Regions from separate parts of the Mus musculus genome. Here region 1 is linked to region 2. Evidence: chromatin loops called from intact Hi-C (ENCODE). Cell type or tissue: left cerebral cortex. All regions are shown on one strand. Links, peaks and the distances in the headings refer to the core of each region. The heading gives the core; the rest is flanking DNA.

Region 1 (11,770 bases), core at 3,771-11,770, 260 kb after region 2:
AAAAAATTTTTTTCATGTGCCCATGGAACATATTCTAGACTCCAGCATAAATTAGGTCACTGTTTTAAGGCAGTTTCCTGGGAATAAAAACAGGCTCTGTAGGAGGGGGCGGCTTCTCAGACCAAAGAGGTAAACAAAAAGTCACGTGCCTGAGAAAGCCGAAACTTGGAAGATTCTTGGAGGCCTTTTCCTAACTTTATAAAAGGCGTAAACAACTGCAAGGGGAGGAGCCTGAACTACTGGCAGAGAATCTTGGAGCCTTAGCTTCCTGTAAGTCAGGCAGAGAGCTGCAGTGATGCTGTTGTCTTTTGAGACTCCTGTGCATCAAAGTGGACTTTTCGTGGTGCAATGGCTTTTGAGTCATCTCTGCTTATGAAAGTAACCCTTCAACCATACTCCTAATAAAAAGTTTGCTTCCCAAGTTGGGCATTGATGCAATCAATACTTCCTTTGATTGTAGTTTCCCTTTCAGGCAATCGTAATTGTGTGTTGTGTATCCCTAAGAAAAGCTTCTCCCATCACAGTCGAGACGGCGGCTCAATGAACAAAACAATTAAATAAATAAATAAATAAAAAGACTGAAATCATATGAAGAATGTCTGGCTTCTGAGCACAACTGACTGAAACTAGCATTTGCTGAAGCAACTTGGGAGAATTCTTAAATACATGTTAATTGAACATGTTAATTCTCTCTTCCTCCTCCTCCTCCTCCCCACCTCTCTTATAATTTGAACTAGGATCTCCTGTAGCCCAGACTAACAATGTAGCTGAGGATGCCCTTGACCTTCTGACCAGTGTTCAAGGCTAGCTTTGGCTACATGAGAGCCAGTTTCTTTTTCTGTTGTTCTTATTGTTTTTATTTTTTGGTTTTACTATATCCATTTGTCTACACACATTCATTCATTCATTCATTTGGTGCCAAAATCATGGGGCCAGTTATGTTTTATTTATTTTCCTTTTTATCTCTTTTTTTCCATTCAAAAAACAGAAACCAAACCCTAAACACAATAAAACCATGTTAGCACACTGAAATTTTGTTTTATAACCAGATTTACCTATTTTGTATTTACAAATGACACATATGCTATTCTCAAAACAACCCCAAACCAAATTTAACAATAAATAATGGATGACATGCCAATTGAAAAGAGTGTTGGAGTGGCTTTGTTAATATCAGAAAACATAGACTTCAAGACAAGAAGCAAGAGACAAAGGGGTGCATTTTACAATGAAACCTGTGAATATACTGGCAAGATAAAACAATTCTAAGTTTGCACACAACCTACAACAGAGATCCAACATAACCAAAGTAAAATAGAAAAGCAGGTAGAAGTAAATAAAAATTATTGAAAACACTTCCTCTCAATGGCAGATACAAAGGCTGTACAGAAAATTAACTAAGGTATAAAGGCCTTTATTTCTGACTTGATTAGATTGAGGAGAGATTAGTAAGGCCTTTCCAGAGGCCTGAACTCAGGGGGAAAGCTCTGCTTGAGTGTGAATAATCCACCCCCACCCCCCCACCCCCGTGCAGGTTCAGATAAAAGGAAAAGGGGAAAAGCAAACCAATGAGCAGGGAGGGCACCCGCTCTTTCTGCTTCTGGGTGTCCTTGATGTGAAGAATCTCTTCCACATGCTCCATGATATGCACCCTCACTACAATGTGGGCCTCACTAGTATTAGAATTTAATGAGAACATCTGTTAAAATAATGAGCTGAGGTTTATGTCAGCATAATCCCTACTTGCTTCATATTTGTTGCTAGAAAATGGATAATCCTTTTGTTACTTGCAACAATTAAAATTAATTTCCCCCATCGCCTTTATAATATATTCTCTTTATAGGAAAATTTGTGAGTAATGGAAAAGTACAGTGCAGAAAAAAATCACTGAGACATTTCATCTGAAGGTATCATTGAAAAAAAAATGTATGCACAGAGAGAGAGACAGAGACAGAAAGAGACAGACACAAACAGAGAGACAGAAAAATAGACAGATAGACAGAGTACCTCTGAGATCTGGTCTCTCTTTTTATCCCTGGCTTCCCTGGAACTCACAGAGATTCACCTGCCTGTACTGTCTGAGTGTGGGGATTAAAGATGTACACAACCATGCCTGGCTATATTTTATGTTTGTGTGTGAGTGTGTGTGTGTAGTTTTCACACTGTTGGAGATACACATGGAGCTGAGGTAATGGGCAGCTGTGAATTGCCTGAGTAACTGTTGCAAACTGAATGCAGGTTCTCTGCAAGACTAATATATACTCATAACCATGGCATCATCTCTCCAGCAGCGTCAGGGCAGGCATACATGGTGCTGGAGAAGGAACTGAGATTTCGACATCTTCATCCAAAGGCAGCAGAAGGAGACTGTGAGTGACACTGGGTATAGTTTGAGCATAGGAGACCTCAAAGCCCACCTCCATAGTAACATACTTCCTCTTACAAGGCCACACCCACTCCAACAAGGCCATGCCTCCTAATAGTGCCAGTCCCTATGGGCTAAGTATTCAAACACATGAGTCTATGGGGACCATACCTATTCAAGTCACACACTGGGCTATAGAGTAAAATGATGTTTAAAACAAACAGACAAACAAAGACCCCTAACAATACAGAATGGAGGCAAATGCCAGTAATCCCAGTGCTCAGAGTCTCAGCCAGGAGTTCAAGACCATCCTTTTCATGCTGTGATAAAATGTTCTGACAAAAACAACTTAAGGAAGAAGGGTTTAATTGTCTCACAGTTCCAGGTTATACAGTTACACAAGGTGGCAGGAACTGGAAACAACTGGTTACATCACATCTACAGTCAGGCGTAGAGAGAAATGAACTCATACTTGCATGCTTAATGCTCAGCTCCATTTTTTCATTCTTACGCAGTTGAGAGTCCACAGCCTTGGGAAATGTGTTAACCACAGTGGGAAGGTCTCCCTACCTCAGTTAATACAATCAAGATAATTCCCTACAGTCATCCTTAGAGGTCCTTCTCCCAGGTCATTGTGTCAAAGTGGTGGCAATTAAAACTAAACTTCCAGCTACATAGTGAGTTTGAGGCCAGTCTGGGCTACACAAAACCTTGTCCCAAAAACAAAACAAACAAACAAAATTCATTCAGATTAAAATAATAGATGAATTACTATTTTTTCCATAGTTGTGTCTGTTAGATAGCAAGGATATTTGTTGTGATGAAATAGATCTTTCAGGTTAACTTCATTTCTCAAGGAGGAAGAACATGGCTTCTGTAAATTGTGTTTAAGTAATATTTAATATATTAAACACAAAAGAAGAACATTATTGAACAACAGAAGATTGATTTCCACAGTTGGTAGTGGATCTTGAACATTTAAAAATTATTTGAAATGTTGCAAGTTTCTGTTCATCAAAAATGTATGCTATCCAAGAGAACTCTTTAAAATTGTGATGATGTTGACGTATATAGCTCTCCATACTTGATGGCTTCTGGGTGTGGGAGATGGCATCTGGGGGACAGGCTCAGTTTTCTTTAAAGGGCTGGCCACTGGGAGTTTGACCAGGCTATGGATAACACAAATTGGTCTTGTTTTCTTCTCCTCCTCCTCTTTCTCCTCCTCTTTCTCCTCCTCCTTCTCCTTCTCCTCCTCCTTCTGTTTCTTCTTCTTCTCCTCCTTCTCCTCCTCCTCCTCTTCCTCCTTCTTTTCCTCCTCCTCCTCCTCCCTTCCTTCTTCCAGGGAGGGCAGACTTGAGAGGACTAGGAAGTGAGTGCGATGGGGTTTCACAATGTCAAATTCCAAATAATCAATAGAAGTACTGTGAAAAGACATAAAAAAATGTATATTAGAGGCTGAAGAGACTGCTTAGTGATTATGGGCACTTGCTGTTCCCAGCACCTACATTGGGTAGGTCATACCTGCTTGTAACTCCAGTGCCAGGGGTCCAACATTCTCTTCTGCAGTGTGAGGACTTGTGTACATATATACATCCAGGCTCTCTCAAACATACATACAACATTTAAAAACCAAATCTTTATATGTTAGTTAGCCAGGTGTGATGGCATATGCCTTTAGTCTAAGTTCTCAGGTGGCAAAGGCAGTTGGATTTCTGAGCTGAAAGCCAGCCTGATCTACAGAGCAAGTTCCAGGAGAGCCAGGGCTGCACAGAGAAACTCTGTCTCGGAAACAAACAAACAAACAAACAAACAAAAACCTAGTCTGATTGTTGGAATGCATTGTTTGAAAAGAGACTCTTCTCTTGTCATTCTAGTCCAAAACTGCAACCCTGACATCTAAGCATGACCAAAACTGTTGCATATTTCAGGAAAAATAAACAGAATGAACAAAATAAAGGGAATGAACATGTGTTCCAGAATAAATGTGGGCACAAAGTTGGAAACTTCAAATTTAGAAAACTTATTTGTGATTTGCAGAGATTATGAATGAAAAATGAAATGAGGGGGAAACGATTTGGATCAGTTGGTAAGTGAGATATACCCCCAATCATATCAGATTGAACTAATGGCTGACCTGTGTGTGACAATTTCAAGATTGTTCAATATCAAAAGAATTAGATGTCAATGTCCAGTTGATCATATATATATAAATACCTGTAAGTATCCTTAAGTATGATGGGGTACACCTGTCTTCTAAGCACTTTGGGAGGCTGCAAGGACAGTCCAAGTTTGAGGCCAGCCTCATATACATGTTGAGTTGCAGCCTAGTCAGGACTGTATAGCTAGAATTTTTCTCATTCTCTTTCCACAAAAGGTAAAAATTCACACGTGTAAGCGTTGGCAAGCTGAATATTATAATGAAATATATAGAAGAAAAATTAAGAATATTATAAAATAGGAAAGAAAATATTTATATTTTGGGTGGCTATGGAGATTAATGATTAAGAGTGTGCATGTGGGGGAGGGGTTAGGACATAGCTCAATGATAGAGTATTTGCCTAACATGCACAAAGCCTTGGGTTTAAAACAGCATAAGAATGTATGTCCACCCTCCCCGCAAGGATGGATGTTTGGCTGAATGTGGAACTTGTGCATTGGTATCCTCACCCATTAAAATGTTAGGTCTGCCTACTTTGGATGGTTCAAGCATGAGATTAAGATAAAGGATCTGTGTAGTGGTCGACATATAGTAAATTCTCAATAAACGTAAATGGGGTGTCATTGTTTCACCAATTATGTGGAAGTAGAGAGGTTGGACCAAGAGCGCATTTTCAGGATAATGTCAAGATACATCCCTGACACTTTGAGGTCAGCAGTAACTGAACTGGACCCCACTAAGAAGAGGTGGAGGGGATCAAATGACGTCGACCGCCTTAGCAACAGGCTCCCAAAGAAGGTGAATTTCCGTAGCCAATAAGACACTGAGCTCTGGCAGAGGTAGCCAATAGATGACGGAAAGAGGAAGAGGGAGGACGCGCCAATTCTCCTGCCCAAGCCTCGGCCCAACAAAATGGCGTCGGCATAGGCCTTGCTTTGTTTCCGTGGCTCTTGCAGCAGCAGCAGCAGCAGCAGCAGCAGCGGTAGCGGACTCTGAGCTGGGAGGACGATCCAGCACTATCTGCGGTGACTACTAAGATCCCAGTACTTTTCGTTCAGCCACTGGCGCCGAGGAGCGCAGAACGGTACCCAAGGGGTTGCCAAGCCAAGCGGCCGTCCGAGCCAAAAACATGACCGCTGAGCCCATGAGGTAAAACGCAAGCCCTTGTCACGGGCCCCGGCGTTCTGCTCCCGGGCGCCTTCCACTCGAGTGGGGTGTTTGCAAAGACGTGCGCTAGGTGCCCTAGGCCCGCGCGCGGCTTCGCGGTCAGCGGCATCGTTTTCCCTCTAGGTGAGCGGGGCTGGGGGAGCGCGGTGGGAAGCCCCAGCTGGGGCTTGGGGTGTGTGTGTGTGTGTGTCTATGTGTGTATGTGTGTGTCTGTCTGTCTGTCTGTGTGTGTGTCGGTCGGGGGCGGCATGCGGCGCGCGCGTTGCCTTTCCCGCCTCCCGCCGCTGCGGAGCCGGGAGCCCCTGCTCGGCTCACGCCTCCGTGCCCGCGGCGTCGAGGCCTGGGGGCGGGGGGTGTCGCGGGCCACCGAACGCTTGCGGTCAGTCTTTCGAATCTCGGGGCCTAGCGACTGCGTGGGGAAGGAGGGGGGAGGGGGGGGGAGAAGGTGGATGGGGGAGGGGGAGGGGCGGAGGATGGGGAGGGGGAGGGGCGGCGGGAGGAAGTGAGATCCTGGAACTAGCGAACCCCAATGGTCGCCTCCACTGGAAGTCCTCCAGCTCTCCGCGGCTCCGAGAGGAGAGCCGAGCATTGGAGGTAGGAGGGCCGGGCCCGGAAGGTACCTCTAGAAGGTGCCTTTTCGCCCCCCGACTCCAGATCCTGGAGGGTTATCTTGGGGACCCCTGGGCGGCTGAGACGGAGAGCGGGCAGCCCAATGCGGGCTTTTGCTTTCTGAGAACAGCGGCCGACGACTTTGCAGGAGAAGTCCGGTTTTTGACGGGACATCGGTTGTTGTTACCCCCTGCGGTTTGGGACACGTTCCGTGAAGTAGTTAGATCGTGCTTTTATTTATTTGTTCCACGAGGCATGTGGAGCGGGTTAACGGGGATTCACCAGAAGATTTATTGCAAAGGTAGAAGAGAGCCCAGGCCCGATGTTAGCGATCAAATACGTTTACGATTCAGGCTGTTTTTCCACGCGTTTCTGATTTGCTTTTTGATTGTTTGGAGTAGTTAATCTGAAATGGATTCCGCTTTTATGCAGATACCTTGCTTTTTTAGGCAGTTTGATATTTGACCTTTTATCCCAAGATTGAATTCGGTGATTTTTCTTCTCGAATGAGATGCAAGCTTGGTGAATAGTGGCAAAACGAAATTATAGGTAGCGTGGATCATAATTGCATCTGTAATTGGCAAAATGTGCCGTTGGGTGACTAGGACATCATGGCTTTGAGCACTTTAGATTGTAGAATTTGAGAACGAGCCTATCCGATTATTTTCTACCTTAGCAAACAGTGCATCGATGCTCTCTTTACTTAGGGAAAATATACTTCAGTTCTGTTTGTTTGTTTGTTTGTTTGTTTTTCGAGACAGGGTTTCTCTGTGTAGCCCTGGCTGTCCTGGAACTCACTCTGTAGACCAGGCTGGCCTCGAATTAAGAAATCCGCCTGCCTCTGCCTCCCAAGTGCTGGGATTAAAGGCGTGCGCCACCACGCCCGGCTTATACTTCAGTTCTTAAAATACAGGCACTTAGTTGTGTAAAGATCATTGTCTTCCTTTATGAATTTGTGTTAACTGACCCAAGTAAAACAAATCTTTTTTTTTTTAAATGGAATATTGAGCAGTATTGGCTGGTTAATACCAGGCATTCATGCTCATTTACTTACAGTTCAGTATGACTTCTAGGTTTTACTTCATGTCTTAGTTGTCTGTATTTAAAACCATAGTTGCTTCTTTGTGGATGGTGAAGCTGGATACTGAAGGATTTGAAACCAGCCTGACTCAAAGCTAAAAATCTCCAAACAGAAAACAGGTGTTGCCTGTATCCTCTACCTATCAGGAGGCTGAGGAAGTTCAAGACCAGCCTGCTCAACATCGGATGGCTGTTGCAAAAGGAAAAATACATAGGTTGGATTTGGATTTTCATCCTTCCTTTCTTGCCTTCATTTTGAGATATGTAAACCAAACTGGCTTTGAACTGAAGGGTAATCACAAACGTCCCAGGGCTGGCATTACAGGTGGCACCATGCTGAGTTTTGCGAGGTTGGAGATTGAGCCCAGAACTCTTATATGTGTTAAGGAGGCATGCTTCCAACTGAGCTACCCTCCCTCCCCTTCTCTTTTCCATAATGGTGATCTTGTGCCTCTGTGCTAACTCACTACTCTCTAAGGCTGCAGTCTGCCCTCCTTTTGCATTTTATTTTGAAACAGTTTCACTAAATTGACCAGGTGAGAGAGAGAGAGAGAGAAAGAGAAAGAGAAAACAGACAGTCCTACCTACAGAGGTCAGCGTGTGCTCTTCCTTTCAGCACATGGGTGCAGGTGTTAGAACTCAGGTTCCCAGTCTTAGCAGCAAACAGGTTCTCCCTACCTACTGAGCCATCTTGCCAGTCCACGTGTATCTTTTTAAAGGTGTATCTTCCTTCTAATTATGTTTTTGTCTGTGTATTTACACGTGTGTGGGCTGGAGGAGATGTGTCTTTCTTACTTGTTCTGTTACTGTGAAGAGTCACCATGACCACAGCTACTCTGATTGAAACATATGATTGGCAGCTCGCTTGCCGTTTCAGAGGTTTAGTTCATTATCATCATGGCAGGGAACACTTCCGTTTCCTGGCTCCTTTCAGCTTTGCTGACTGCCTCACACTTTTCTCTCTTGGGCTGGTTCCATGCCTGGTCTTCAGCTTCCCTTTGAAGGTATCTCACAACTCTGGCATCTCCAACATATTGAGGTCTCTCTAGGTCTCCACATACGGGCACCCCTCCCACCAGGCGGCCTTCGGTGACTTCTGAGTCACAGAGGAGATTCCATAATCCCATTCGTGTCTCCAGAACCTCGTGGCCAATGCTGCCAAATTCTGCTGCTTGCTGGGGCTGGAACCCGGTCTCCCGCCTTCAGTTACATTTGCCTCAGCTTCCTGTTGTTCCTGGTTTCCTTCTCTGCTGCAGCAGAGGAAATGCAGTTGGGTGGAATGTCTCGCCCCGAGGACTCCCTTTAGCCTGGGGCTTGTCTTTAAACTTTGTATTTAGTATCTCTCTGAGCACTGAACGGCATTCCATTATACTCCCTGGCTCATCTTTTCCTTTGAAGCTGTACACTTGATGTTTCTCATTTTCCAGTTTGCTCCTTTTCATTACAGATCTGCATAAGAATGATAACTAATAACCACACTAGGTCAGTCAGTATGGCCAATATTCATCTGTCTTAAAATCTCCTCTGCTAATGGCATTAATCTAAAACTCTTCAGTTTATCTTTGGACTGGTTTTTAGGACAAGGACAAAATGTCCCAATAGTTTCTAGGCTACTTACTAGTATTCTCCTGCACTGAAACTTGACTTGTCACACAGTTCAAATCTCCTTTAGCACTGTTTCCCAAGCTCCTAATAGGGATGGCCACCAACTGATTTTCTAGTCCAAAGCCCCAAACTCTTCCACAGTCCTCCAGCAACCAGCATGGTCAAGTCTGTCACAGCAATACCCAACTCCTTGGGACTAACTTCCTTTTTTTTTTTTTTTAAAAAAAATAATGTTATTTATTTTTATTTTCTGTGCATTGGTGTTTTGTATTAAGTCTTCGTGCGGGCATCTTATCCCCTGGACTGGAGTTACACAGTTGTGAGCTGTCTTTTGAGTGCTGGGAATTGAACCTGGGCCCTTTGGAAGAGAGGCCAATGCTCTTTTTCTTTCTTTCTTTTTTTTTTTTAAGATTTATTTATTTATTAATTATATGTAAGTACACTGTAGCTGTCTTCAGACACTCCAGAAGAGGGAGTCAGATCTCCTTATGGATGGTTGTGAGCCACCATGTGGTTGCTGGGATTTGAACTCAGGACCTTCGGAAGAGCAGTTGGGTGCTCTTACCCACTGAGCCATCTCACCAGCCCTGAGGCCAATGCTCTTAATTGGTGAGCTATCTCTCCAGATCCCCGCTTCCAACTTCTGTTTTAGTTGCTGTTCTGTTGTTGTGAAGAGGCCCTATGACCACAGAAACTCTTAGAAAAGAAAATCTTTAGTTGGGAGCTTGTTTACGGTTTCAGAGGTTTAGCGTGGTCTGAGTATGGCTGAACTCCATAGCAATAGCTTAGAGCTACATTGTGATCTGTAGGCAGGGAGGGAGAGACAGACACACAGAGATTGGCTGGGCCTGGCATGGGCTTTAGAAACCTCAAAGCCCACAATCCAGAGATGCTACACCTACTCCTCAAATAGTCACTTCCTAATTAAACATTCCAATATGTGAGCCTTTGTGAGCCATTCTTATTCAGATCACAAGGCCAGAAGAGGCTGTTGGGGTCCCTTGAAGCTAGATTTACAGGCAGCTGTGAACTGAACTCTGGTTTTCTACAGGAGCTCTTAAGTGCTGAGCCATCTCTCCAGACCCAATTTGTATATTGATTTTCAGAATACTACTTCATCTTCCCCATTTTGCAGAGGAGGAAACAGAATGTGATAGAAATTTTAGAGCTTGTAATTGTGTTTTGTTCTTTCTTTTTGGTTGAGAAAAGGTCTCAGTATGTGGCCCACGATGGCCTTGAACTCTGTTGGTAGTCCCAATTCAGCTTCCCAAGTGCTAGGATTGTAGGTATGGACTACCACTCCTGACTCCAGGAATTGAATTCCTTTAATTAAAGTTGTGTGTGTGTCTGCCTGTGGCAGCCAGAATCTGGATCCCGTGGAATTGGAGTTATAGGTAATTGTAAGCTGTGACAAAGGTACTGGGAAACTAGAGCCCTCTGAAAGCGACCTTAATTGCTGAGCCATTTCCAACACCAAGAGTTTTATCCTGAAGGAATTAGTGCTTGCTCTTTTCTGCTCTCCTCTGCCCTGTTCTCCTCCACTCTGCTCCCCTCCACTTTGCTCTCCTCCCCTCCCCTCCACTCTCCTCCCTTCCTCTCCCTTCCCCTCCCCCTCTCTTCCCCCTCCCCTTCCTTCCCCTCCCTACCCTCTCCCTCCCCTTTCCTCCTCTCTCTTCCCCTCCCCCTTCTCCCCTCGTCTATCCTCCCCCTCTCCCTCCCCCTCCCTTCCCCTCTTCCCTTCCTTCCCCTCCCCTCCCCTCCTTCCCTCCCCCTCTCCTCTCCTGCACTCTGCTCCCTTCCCCTTCCCCTCCTCCCTTCCCCCTCTCCCTTCCTTTTTTCTTCCACAGGATTTCTCTGTGTGGTCCTGGCTGTCCTGTCCCAGAATTTGCTGTGTAGACCTGGCTGGCCTCGAGAGATCTGCCTGCCTCTGCCCCCAGTTACCCTTTCTTAGTGCCCTTATAAAAGGTTTTTTTTTTTATTATTATGTGCATTGATGTTCTGCCTGCATGTATGTATGTGTGAGGGTATCAGATCCCCTGGAATTGGAGTTACAGACACTCGTGAGCTGCTATGTGGGTGCTGGGAATCGAACCCAGGTCCTTTGGAAGAGCAGTCAGTGCTCTTAACTGCTCAGCCTTTTCTCCAGCCCTCTTAGTGTCTCCTTGAGCTGCCAAGTTGAGCTGGATTTTGGCCGTTTTATTTTAGGCTCAAATTTTTTGATAAAAGTAGTTTTTTCTCCCAGCTGTTTTTGATATACTGCAATTCACTTTTTACATTTAAATTTACAATATAGTGAAGTAAGTGATCAAACATTTTGAAAGACCCACAACGTGAGGACTCCCCCATGTTCTGACTCAGGAGAGGTGATACCCCAAAATCACCCACAAGAAACGGTCTTGCTGCAAACTGCAAGAGGATTTTTATTCAAGGGCACTCGGGCCCACGGTCACACACCACGTGGCGCCCCGAGTAGCTAGATAAGGGGGTATTCAAAGGAAGAAACCACAGCTCAAGGAGGTGGGAAGGGCGTTGTTGGAAAATACCAAAAATACCAGTTAAGAGTCACAAGGAAGTGCAAAGTTACAAGAGGAATACCTGGTAATTGTGAGGGTTATTTCTCAAGACAGTTTCTAAGAGCCCCTAACAATAGCACATTTGCATAGTGGGTTCCAGCAATGGCCAGGGTGACTTTCTTTGAATGAATACTCTTTGAACCCAGGAAGTGGGTGGGTGGAGGGATGTCGCTATCTGTTTTATGATTAGCATACCTTGGACCATTGAGCCAC
Region 2 (12,211 bases), core at 2,422-10,421:
AGAGTTTACTATACCATTGGCTAGTAATGGCTGAAATAGTCTACCTCATTGCCCAACAGCAGATGGAGAAAACAAGGTACCATTCAGTAACAAAACATAACATCTATACCCACATAAATCTTTAAAAAATGTTTTAACTTAAAATAAAAAGCTAGGCTTTGTAGAATACACCTGTAAACCAACACTTGGAAGGCCTAAGCAAGAAGGTCCGCAGGTCAAGCCCAGCATAAACTGAAACAATGTCTCAGAATAACGTTCTGAAATAAAGTCTTTCTTATAAATTTTCTCAACAGTGCTATTATATAAAAATTCCGTTTCTGCAGGGGCACTGGAGAGTACACAGTAGTTAAGAAGGATTGTAGCTATTCTAGAGGGCTGTTCAGTTTCCAGCAGCCATCAACTGGCTTACAGCCACCATAACTTCACCTCCAGTGTATCCATCCAATGCCCTCTTCTGGCCTCCACAGGCAACCACTCCCCCCTCCCCCCCCCCCACACACACACAAATAAATCTTTACAAAGAAATTCTACCTGTGCAGTGGTGGCACACACCTTTGAGCCCAGCACTTGGGAGGCAGAGGCAGGAAGATTTCTGAGTGAAGCCAACCTGGTCTACAGAGTGATTTCCAAGACAGCCAGGGCTACACAGAGAAACCCTGTCTCAATAAAAAAACAAAAAACAAAAAAGCAAAGAAACTTTGCTTCTTAAGCTAGTACCCAAATTAGAGGCACAAGCAAACCAAACTCCCCCACCACCACCAACAACAACAAAAATACTTTATCTGGGCTATTTAGAACAAACCCCAAGACTACATGCAATGCTAAAATTTACTGATATTAACAGTTCTCTTAAATAGCTTGTTTCATAAGACAATTAGCATTTAACTTCAATAGTCTTTTAAAAAATAGAAACTCCAAATTCCTTAATTTTTTTTTAAATAAGGACTCTCTTGGGATGTTTTGGCTGTTGGTAGCTGAGGGTCTTTTCCTGGGGGGGGAGGGGGCCAGGGAAGGTCTGGAATTTTCTGCTTCTTTTTATGATGCTATTGACCCCTCACTTTTTTTGGCTCGTTGTATAGCCTAGGATGACCTGAAACTGGCTTTGTAATACCTCAGGCTACTTTCAACTTAAAACTCATGGGCCTCCTAAATCCAGACTCCCAGGCGCTAGGATTAAAGGGATACACCATTATGTCAAGCTATATTTGGGGGGGGCGGGGGGGACGACCAGCAGAGGAGGTTGTTTGTTTTGTTTGTGTGGGTTTTTTGTTTTTTGATTTTTTGCTTTTTTTTTCCTTGGATCTCTCTACAGACCTGGCTATCCTAGAACTCTTTGTGCAGACCAGGTTGTTTTCGGTCTCAAGATGAGACCTCTGCCTCCCAAGTGCTGGGACTAAAGGAATAGGCATACCCTACCACACCCTGCTTAGGACTGTTTTTTAATACAATATTTTTTCATAAATTTAGAATATTAACTCCCACACTGACAGGTTAGTAAATCAAAACCATGGCTTCAACTGCTGTACTCCCAGTGTGGAAAGAAAGAAATTTGTAGTCCAGATACTCAAATATAACCTAAGCCAGGTTTAAGAGGAATCTTACCTTTGGTTGTTTGTTATCTGGTTGTTCTTCATAGGAACGTTGAAGTCCACCCTAGAAAAGAAAAAGGTTTCAGTTTCGTAGCCATGATCAATTTCTTGGTCCCTAAGTATTTTATTGAAGTCGTTAAAAGACAGGGTTGGCAAGATGGCTCAGGGCACGGGCACTTGTTGGCAAGCCTGACCACCTACCTGAGTGTTATCCCCAAGACCCATGGGTGGAAGAAAGCAAGTTATTGTCTCAACTCCACAAGGGCCTGAGCTTAATTCTGTTTAGTGTGATGGTCTCTGTAGCAGTCTGAGTGGGGAACAGGTAATAAGTAACGCCCCTTGATTCTAGTTATCTTGATATTGCTTCTGGCTCCTTGGGATAACATTCCCCAAAGAAAAGAAATTTTAAAAAAACAAAAACAAAAAAACACAGCAAGAGAATTTCCTTCTTTCTAGAGAATGCCTGATTGGAACTTGAATAGGCAAAACAATACTTCAATATTAGATAATAGTGGCTTTCAAAAAAACCTGAGGGGGGGAAAATGAGTGAGATGTGCCTCGGCCCACTGACAATAGATAAGTGGGAGGCATATGATCAAGAAAATACAAGCTAATACAATGAAGATGCTCCTTCTGACCTAACAGATGACTGCCTTTCTTTTTTGTGCTGGTGCTGGGGATTGAACCCAGGGACCTGAGCACGACACCCCCAGTCCTGCTTTACCATTAGGAACCGATTCTGAACCCTTTCCTACGGGGTGGTGATTTTACTAAGTTGTGTCTGCCATGATTTTGAGAGATTTTTCTGCCATGTAGCTTGCCTTCATTCATCTCCTGAATGAATACTAAGATCAAGTATATACCAAGACATCCACCCAAGACATTTTTCATTATTTTTTTCTTAAATCTGTGAAATGATTATAGTATCTGGCTAAGAGTTATAAATGTTAAAAGGTTTAGAAGTGCCACCTAGTATCACACTGGTGTTAGTTATTATATGCCATTGATTCCCCAAACTATAACTGCTATTTGAAAGAACGATAATAAAAGCATTACTTTTGGTACCACTCACTAAGGGGCTGCAATGAGGGGTCAAGACTGCCACTGGTCTTGATTATGAAACTCCATCTTTCCCATTTTCACTGGTCTTTCCCGTCTGCAGTGACCACAAACCCTGCAGGTCACTGGCTTCCTCTCTACCCTGAAGACCAATCTACCGCACAAAGGAGCTTGAGGGACATACTTCTTGATTCCGATTTAAAATTAAAAGGCAGTGTGCCTCTGAACAAAGAAATGCACTCTAAGCCAGGTGTGGTGGCGCACACCTTTAATCTTGGGAGGCAGAGGCAGGTGGATTTCTGAGTTCGAGGCCAGCCTGTTCTACAAAGTGAGCTCCAGGACAGCCAGGGCTATACAGAGAAACCCTGTCTCGAAAAGAAAGATAAGAAAGAAAGAAAGAAAGAAAGAAAGAAAGAAAGAAAGAAAGAAAAAAGAAATGCACTCTAGTTGGTTTCAGGCACTTAAGGCACCCTCTTTAAATATCCTGAGCAGGCCCTTGCCAGCCTTAAAGTGCAGACCACAGCAGATCCAATATCCCATTACCAGGACTGAGTTCCCCCTCTTGCAGCCTCCTAGAGAAGATAATAGACAAAAGGGTTAACTGCACAGGGTGGATAGTGCTGCTTCCTGCACCCAGAACCTTACAAGAAGGAATGAATGCCTTTGGGCTAAAATATCCAACCATCTGTGGCTTCTATCCAAGCTGTGATGACATCAGCTTACCGATGAAAACTGGATTAGTTCTCACTGACCTCTTGATTGCCTTTGACCTTCACTCTCTCCTAGACTTACAACTCGGCCTTTAGCTTCTCTCCTGAAGACTCCAAAGCAGGAACAACGTTCCTTACACAAATCACTTGTTCACTTGGGGGTGGGGAACGTGGTGTATACACACACACATATATACATATATACTGAGCATACATACATCTAAATACGTATATACTGGGAAAAACTGAGTTTCTGTGCAGTCTTTGCAATCTTTTACAACTCCATAATTACTCCAAAATAAAACTTTTTCAAAGCAGAATGGTGGTGGCTACAGCACACCCCGCAGGAGGCAGAGGCAAGAGTTCCAGGCCAACTTGGTGAGTTCCAGGACTTCAAAAACACAAAGCAAAGAAACAAAACAAAAACTTTATATAGAGAACATTAAATTAGAATATCACGTCTTTGTTGAAATCTCGAGATTCCAGGCCCTGTTCTACTAAAACTATGGGAAGGAACCATGCCCACCACTGCCTTGTGGACTGATTGCTAAAGTCTGCTAGTACGATGGTGTCTGCTCTCCGTTTTCCTCTTCCCACCAGAGCTGTTGCTTCGAAAGTCCCAAAAGAAAACCAGTGAGGTTGAGGGAAGAAAACGTACAAGAAAGAGAAGTGCCAGCAAGCAAAGGATGACTAGGGACCTATGGGTGAAAAGGAAATGACATGACAAAAATCAGCAGGAAATGTACTCACAGAGCCTTGTAAAATCAACTAGAGTGAGGCGGAACCTGTTGGTGTTTCTGGCTTATTTTAAAGTTTCTCCAAAAGGAACTGGGGTGACTCAGTGGTAGGGTGCTCAGGCACAAGGTGGCTAGTGTTAGATTCCCCAACACAATGAAAACTAATAAAAGTTACCAACAACAAATCAACTTCCCTTGCCAACTTAAAGCAAGGGACTAGTCAGAAAACAAGAGCACCCTTCTACAGGGCAGAAAGGAGGTGAGTGAACGGGCCCAGGATGCAGGAGGCCCCATTTCTGAAGCACTGCCAGCAACTACCACAAAAGGCACTGAAACAAAAAAGGTATTGAGCTCACCCAGGCATGGCTGCCTAGACTCCTCACAGAAGCCTACAAGGCAACTCCCCATGCAAGATGCATTAATCTGGAAACCAAGCAACTTCACCACTGTGGCCTAAATACCAACCAAGTACAATGTATCCATATTATACAGGACTGCAAACTCGACAGATAAAGTCTATCCCAACCTGTTCCTGAGTCAGGCTCAAGGAGCTAAAGAGACCCAAATCCTAGTCCTGCCTCTGCTACATTCTCTAGACCTCAATAACCTTCACAGCGCCCTTTTCCATCAGCCAAAGGAGGCCAGCCAGTCTTTTCCAGGCTTAAAGGTTAACCTGGGTTAAATGAAGCTTGATTTGGGGCAAAAGAGAACTGTTGCCTCCTGTCTCACCCTCAACCGGAGTTAATTCCTTTAAGATAGTTTCTCTGTAGAAAATAGCATAAAATCCCAAACTGCCATCCCACAAAAGTGACCAGCACAATGGCCCACTGTCTTGTCTTTGAGCAGCTGCATGCATCTGAAAAGGTCAGCCTCAAGCCAGTAGTGCCTGTCTCCCTCACAGGATGAATCTTTTGTCCTTAGAACAGAATGAAAAGTTAGCTAGAACCTGCCCTTTATCTATGATTAGGGTGGCTGGGATTTCTGCTCCATCCTGATTATTCTATCCCATTTGGGGTAACATTAAGTGTTTTGCATGAACATAATACAGTGGGTTGGTTCTGGATATCAGCCCAGGAAGAGAAGGCCACCTACCAATATTGGCTACGATAAAATAAGTGCCTGTACAGAAGCCAGAGAACCTCTGTTCCCTTACATGTGTTAGTATCTAAAGGATGCCCTCACTTGAACTGGCCCAAATCTTCAAAGGGACCAGGATTACTGCCAATCAGTCATCCACTTCCAAAGAAGGTCAAGCAGGCAGAGTAGTCAGTCACTGCGACCATCAATGGCCCTTAAAAATTCCCATCCTTGGGTCCTATAGTTGTTACATGAACAACCAGGCCCATCAGTTATGTATCTAACCATCATCCTTGACTCCTGGCAAAAAAAAAAAAGTATACATTATGAAAGGCAAAAAGGAGAAGACGCATACACCCTAGTAATTCTTTCAGGTAAGGGAGAAGCCAAGTTAAGTCAGTGACCTGGGACCCACATGTGCCACGTGCGTGGGAGCCTTCCTCAGTTCTGACATCCTGCTTCTCTAGCCACCTCTCGAGTGAGGTTACAGGCCTCCAACTCCCGGCGGCCACACCCTGCATGTGTCACAATCCTGATGCAAACCCCAGGGCCAGGAGTCCAACCGCAAGGTAGGGCAGCAGAGGCCTGTTATATAAGCCATACAGAGCTTCATCCAGTGGGCCTCACCCTCCCACCCACAATTCTTTGGGGAGAGGGACCTCCACTCGAGAGGACTTTGAGCAACATCTTTTGGGAAAGAAATCATTTGTACCAGGACCAATGAAACGTGGGCGGTTTCGGATTCGTCACGGATGGTCCAAGAATCTTGGGGGAAGGGAAACTAGCTAAATGACCTTTCAAGGTCCCTCAGCAGGGGCCTAGAGATTTGCAGGATAAGTACTACGTCCATTCTCGCTACAAGAGATGAAACTGCACTTCAGAAATGGGAAAAAGATTGAGTCCTGAGAATCTGAGCCCTTTATCAGTGGGATCAACTCCCTAAAGGACACATTTGGTCGCTTTTTAAGCTAGAAGCAGTTAGGACGCAGAAAAGCAAACTCAGACACAGTCTCCGCCCCAATGAGGTGAGAGGAACAGCCTTAACCTCCAAACCCAGGACCCCCAAGACCCAGCTGAAAAATAAGTGCAACTTAAGGTGATGGGAAAACCGTGCTTGCCACGGCCAGAGAGAATGTGGCCCCGAGGGCTTGAGGGCAGCAGTACGGAATTACCTCATCACGACCCGCTTCCCCTTCACGTCCAGCTTGTCCAAAGTCAGCTTGTTGGAAAGCGACATTTTGGCAACACCGTGAGGTCGAAAGGCCCGGAGATGAGGAAGAGGAGAACAGCGCGGCAGACGTGCGCTTTTGAAGCGTGCAGAATGCCGGGCCTCCGGAGGACCTTCGGGCGCCCGCCCCGCCCCTGAGCCCGCCCCTGAGCCCGCCCCCGGACCCACCCCTTCCCAGCCTCTGAGCCCAGAAAGCGAAGGAGCAAAGCTGCTATTGGCCGCTGCCCCAAAGGCCTACCCGCTTCCATTGCTCAGCGGTGCTGTCCATCTGCACGAGACTAGTGAGACGTGCTACTTCCATTTGTCACGTCCTGCACGACGCGAGCTGCGGGGCGGGGGGGAACTTCCTGACTAGGGGAGGAGTAGAAGGTGGCGCGAAGGGGCCACCAAAGAACGGAGCCGGTTGGCGCCTACCGGTGGATGTGGAATGTGTGCGAGGCCAGAGGCCACTTGTGTAGCGCCAAGTGCCCAGCGGGGCTGCTAAAGCGCATGCTCCAGACTGCCTTGGGAAAAGCGCCTCCCCTACCCGGTAGAATTCCCAGGCGCCTTTTCTAGACCTTTGCAAATGTCATCCCCTTTTGGAATCCTCTGCTTTCTCAGCTCCCAAATGGAAGTCTACATAAGGTCTTACTTAGTAATCGAAACCTCTCAGAAGTTAAAAAAGGACCAGGCCTTCCCCTCCCCCCTTTTATAATAAAAAGTACAATGTAATTGCTGTGGTTACATTATTCATAATGACGAATACATATAGCATGTGTCATGCTAACTAACAATGCTCATAAAATTCCTAAGTACGTTCTGTTATTAAAGATGAAGTAACTGATAGACAAAGATTTAGTGTCTTATCAAGACTGCAAAGCATCTAAGTGATCATTTCAATCCTGGGCCACTGTGATTTCGACTGCTTTGGGAGTGTAGCTCAGTGGTAAAATGCGGGCCAGAGGCCGTGGATCCAATCTCCAGCACTGTTTAAAAACAAAAACAAAACTTTAAATCTCTACTGACACTCATTTGGGCTAAGGACGGTGCTCAGTGGTAAAGTGCTTGCCTGACGGTCTGAGACAGGACAACTAGTTAGGAAATTGAAGGGCACATGAGAAATGGAAGCCCTTGTTCACTCTCCTGGTTTTTTCTTTCCACCTCTCTCACTGGCAGATATCCAGGAGTGACTGGCCAAAGCACCTCTGGAAGTTACTATATTATGTGAAGTAACTCAGAAAGACAATACCATGTGTTTTCTATCCTATGCAGCTTTTTATATAAGCATATACATGGAGAGGAGAGACAGGTCCAGGAAAGGGAAACAGTTTTAAGAGAACAGAGGACGGAAAAAGAACTGGGTAACAGGAGCCACGTGACATGGAAGAGACAAAGGACTGCAGGAATGCTGAGAGCCCCCATGGTTATCCAATAGCAGTAGTGCAGTCTGAAATCGGATACATACAAGCGACTTTACACAGACTGAGAAGGCTGTCCTTACATATTTAAGTACACACACACACACACACACACACACACACACACACACACACACGAAAAAAAAGCCATAAATTTTGAGGTCTGCACCTTTCCCTGCTAACTGATCTCACTGACCCTACATTTTGTCTTTCTGTTTTATTAACAAGCTAACTCTCCACTCTGAATCCTGGTGAGATTCTTTTCCACGGTGGATGGCAAGGTCTCTGGGCGCATGAAAGCATCCTACCTGCCCAGGTTCTGAAGGAGACTCCGTAGTGCCAGCAATACTGAACTGAATGCCCTAATGCCAGCTACAGATCTCTACATATAACTACCTTTTAATTTGTGTTTATCCTTGCGTGTGGGGTTTTTTGCCTGCATGTATGTCTGTGTTTAAGATAAACATTTGTTTTTGCCAATCCTTTCCAACTTTTCTTCCTTTTCAACCTTACTGGGAAACAACTCCTGGAAGTTATTTCCAAATGATTCTCTGGACTTCCTACCATTTAGTAGCATTCCATTCTGGCTCAGTTATCATTGTAATGAGTCAAACTGTCCTTAGATAAGGTAGAACTACAATATTGACTGTCAAAGGGGAAACTATGCAAACATAGAGTGTGACTCCCTAACTTAATGATTCTTCCCAGTTATTAAGCACTTGCTGTTTGCCAGGCACTGGTGAGGGCTGAATATACATGACTCACTACTCTGCATAAGAACTTTATAGCCGGGCATGGTGGCGCACGCCTTTAATCCCAGCACTTGAGAGGCAGAGGCAGGTGGATTTCTGACTTTGAGGCCAGCCTGGTCTACAGAGTGAGTTCCAGGACAGGCAGGGCTATACAGAGAAACCCTGTCTTGAAAACCAAAAAAAAAAAAAAAAAAAAAAAAAAAAGAAAGAAAGAAAGAAAAGAAAAGAAAAGAACTTTATGAAGTAAGTATTATATCTTAAACACAAGAACACTGAAGATTATAAAGATTGGGAAGCTTTTTCCACTACTGGCCTAAAATGACAAAGAAAAGCAGCCAACAATGAGACAACAGAAAAACCTGAAAAATAGAAAAATCTACAATTATACACGTGAGGCAGGGTAAATATGGACCAGATCCCTGGGGTGTTATAACAATGTTAGAGACACAGTTTTTCTCCTGACAGAACCCCATTCATTACAGTCAGTTACCTCACCAGGTCCCACCTTCCTTGCTTACAGAAATCCGATTTAATAGAGCGTTTGGGTTAGTGGCCAGTGCTCAGCAAAGATAGGCTTATCTCCTAGCACCAAAGGACAAATCACTGTTGACCTAAGCTGAGCCTGGTAATCCCATCCCCCACGTGCCCCTTTGTCACGCATTGGTCTGGGAATGGGCAGTGACCCAAGTTAGGTCAATAAGATAAAAAGGGAAGTCTGCTGTTCTGGGAACAATGGAAATCAGTGAGAAAAGCAAGCCCTGCACATATATGGACTCATTTCTAATTAACAGAATGATGGAAGGTAGCTATGGAGATCTCTCCCTCCCTCCCTCCCTCCCTCCCTCCTTTCCCCATCTCTCTTTCTCTTCTCCTCCCTCCCTCCCCCTTCTTACTTCTCCCCCTTCCTTCCCCTTCCTCTCTATAATCTTTCATTCTGGGAACAGCAGCTGCCATGTCTTAGGATCATTCAAATAGTTTCATGGGGTGGCCCAGATAGTGAGGAACTCAGAGTACCTTTCAACAGTCAACATAGAAGTGAGTCTTGCTGCCTGCAGCTTTGTAAAGGAGCCAGCCACCTTTGAAGTGGACTCTCTTGCCCCCAAGTCAAGCCATGTCTGCATATAATTACAATCTCAGGAGATGCTTCCAACTAAAACCAGTTTAAGTATTGTCAAATCCCTGACTCACAGAAAGTCTGAGATAGTATTTATTGTTTGTAAGTACTAAACTTTGAGGTACTTCATTATTCAGAAAAAAATCAATACAGAGTCTCAGCAATGATTTTGTCCTGTAAGACAAAATCATAACCCAAACATTGAGTCCATAATTGAGTTCTTTTTGTTATTTTTGTTTGCTTGAGACAGTTTCTCTTTGTTAACAACCATAGCTCTCCTGTAGCTCACTGGTCAGGCTGGTTTCGGAACTCACTGAGGTCTACCTGCTTTTTGCTTGTGAGTGCAGGGATTAAAGGTATACATCAGTGGTTTACTGACTTAGATAATCCCAGCACCATTGTACTACCTATCTTTCTGTCATGTGAAATAAGCAAACCTGTAATGCGAGTATACTGAGTATACTGTTGCTTGCTGCTGAAACATCTCACTACAGTATTGGGGGAATTAAATGGTACTTATGTGATCAAGTTTACAGTTTTGTAAATTCTTTTTTTTTTTTGTGATAGGGTCTCACTATGTGGTCCAGGCCACGTTCAAACTCATAACCCTCCTGTGTTAACTCTTGAGTGCCAGGATTAGAGGTGTACACCACCACATCTGACTATACATTTTTAAGAGATATTTCCATGTCTGCTAATATTGGAGTCAATAGTTGAGATTGATTCTCTCACAGAAAAATACACGAAAAGCTGGACTCTTTGGAGAGACAGGTGCTAGAAGCTATACCAAGGATTGGACCCAGTGCCTCACATACTCCACAAAATCATCCCAGGTTTTTTTAAGGACAGGGTCTTTTTAAGGCTGTCCAAGCGAGACTCCAACTCACTCTGTAGCCTAAACCAGACTTAAATTTGGGGTTCCTCCTGCCCCATTATCCCAAGCACTGAGATTTCAGGCCTGTGCCATCAGGTCCAGCTTAGCCAAAACCTTTAAAATGTTGTTTATTGTGCCAGGCACACACCTTTAATCCCCGCAACTCAGAAGGAAAAGGCAGGTGAACCTCTGTGAGTCCCCAGGCTAGCCTGATCAGTGAGCTACAAGACAGCTATGGTTGTTTATAAAGAGAAACTCTGTCTCAAACAAAACAAACAAAAAACAAAAAACAAACAAAAAAACCAAAAAAAAAATGTTTTTTAAATGTTGAAAAACTACCCAGAACTGTAAACCAAGACTTAAGAGGAAAAGAAGTAAATCCAGGGAGAGTAAGATAATTCAGCCAATAAAAAACACCTGCCACTAAGTCCAACAACCTGAGTTTGAACACTGGGATGCACGTAGTAAGAAAAAACTGACTCCCCCAAGTTGTACCGTGACCTCAAATGCATGCTGTGGTACACATGTATAGACACACAAACAAAAAAATAAATGAAATAAAATATTTTTTAAATAGAGGTAAGTCTGTAGTTTGGATTGGTTGCCTACAAGGGCACATGACAATTCCAGAAGAGGCAATTGTGACTGAAGATGAATTTAAGCCTCAGGTAGATGCTTAAGAAGTCAGAATCCACCAAGGAGTTGGAGTGGTTTAAATAAGAATGGCTCCCATAGCCTTATATATTTGAATGCTTAGTCACCAGGGAGTGGAATTCTTTGAAAGGACCCCCTCCTGTGTGTGTGTGTGTGTGTGTGTGTGTGTGTGTGTGTGATATGCATGCAAACTGCAAACACTAGTGCAGATGTCAGAGGAAACCTTCAGGAGTCAATTCACTTTGTGGGCCCCAAGGATCCAACTCATGCCCTTGAGAGATTTTTCCCTAACCTGATTTCGCAGGACTCTTGCTTAAACTTGCTTCTTTGGTGACAAGGATGGAAACCTGAAGTTGGGGCAAGTCCAACAGTAAACTCTGCGGACCCTAACTGATTCTTTTGCTCAAGGAGCTAATTTGTCAATTGTAGCTACCTGACGGCTTGATTGAAGGTGAAAGTCTATTTCAAGATGGTGCTCACATATATCGTGACAAGGGGTCTCAGTTTCTTAGTAGCATGGTCCTTGCCATAACACCTAGTCTGTGTCCTCATGACAGGAGAGCTGAATACTTCTCAAATAACTGATCCAAGTGGTAGAAGGAGAACGAAATTACAATAGCTTTTATTACTCATCTCAGTCATAATCTGCCATTGGGAATGAATCACTAAATCCAATCCCCACTGAAGAGGACGCTTACTGGGATTCATCTCTTTTTTTTTCTCGTTTTCTCTTGGGGTTTCACTTCTTGAAGGTAAAACTTAGAGATCTTTGAGCATGTATTGAAAATGACCAGACTCTTTTCCTAGTCCCCTTTTTGCCAAGAGCAGGATCTGATGAGATCCTGCAGGCACACATTTCTTGGTCCATAAAGAAACAAGTATAAGGAATATCAAAGACACCAAAATTAAGTCTTTATGACAATTGCCTATAGTTCTTCTAATGTCTCACCTGTGCTGATGTTTCTTGGAATTGTAAAATGTCCACTTGGTAGCAATTCTGAAAGTTTTACAGTCCAAGCT

Evidence for each region. Peaks named below come from ENCODE experiments on the same cell type or tissue, not always from the same donor. Only the 100,000 strongest peaks of a DNase experiment are listed, where the experiment ranks them.
Region 1: it touches region 2 in a loop (4-fold over the local background); 6 of 42 quality-filtered maps call a loop at or near these places.

Annotation. Positions count from the first base shown.
Region 1 is chrX:105,923,002-105,934,771 of GRCm38, reverse strand. It overlaps Atrx (ATRX, chromatin remodeler), which reads left to right and starts at 5,400. Exons shown (of 35, transcript NM_009530.2): 1 at 5,400-5,672. The coding sequence starts at 5,653. In left cerebral cortex, for the core only: no CTCF peak of the experiment used is centred there; DNase peaks (open chromatin) are centred at 5,366, 6,323, 7,137 and 8,475; H3K4me3 peaks cover 2,427 bases; H3K27ac peaks cover 1,663 bases.
Region 2 is chrX:106,181,449-106,193,659 of GRCm38, reverse strand. Pgk1 (phosphoglycerate kinase 1) reads right to left here and starts at 6,560. Exons shown (of 11, transcript NM_008828.3): 1 at 6,345-6,560; 2 at 1,603-1,653. The coding sequence starts at 6,409. In left cerebral cortex, for the core only: a CTCF peak has its summit at 6,829; DNase peaks (open chromatin) are centred at 4,167, 4,340, 5,788 and 6,692; H3K4me3 peaks cover 3,207 bases; H3K27ac peaks cover 1,632 bases.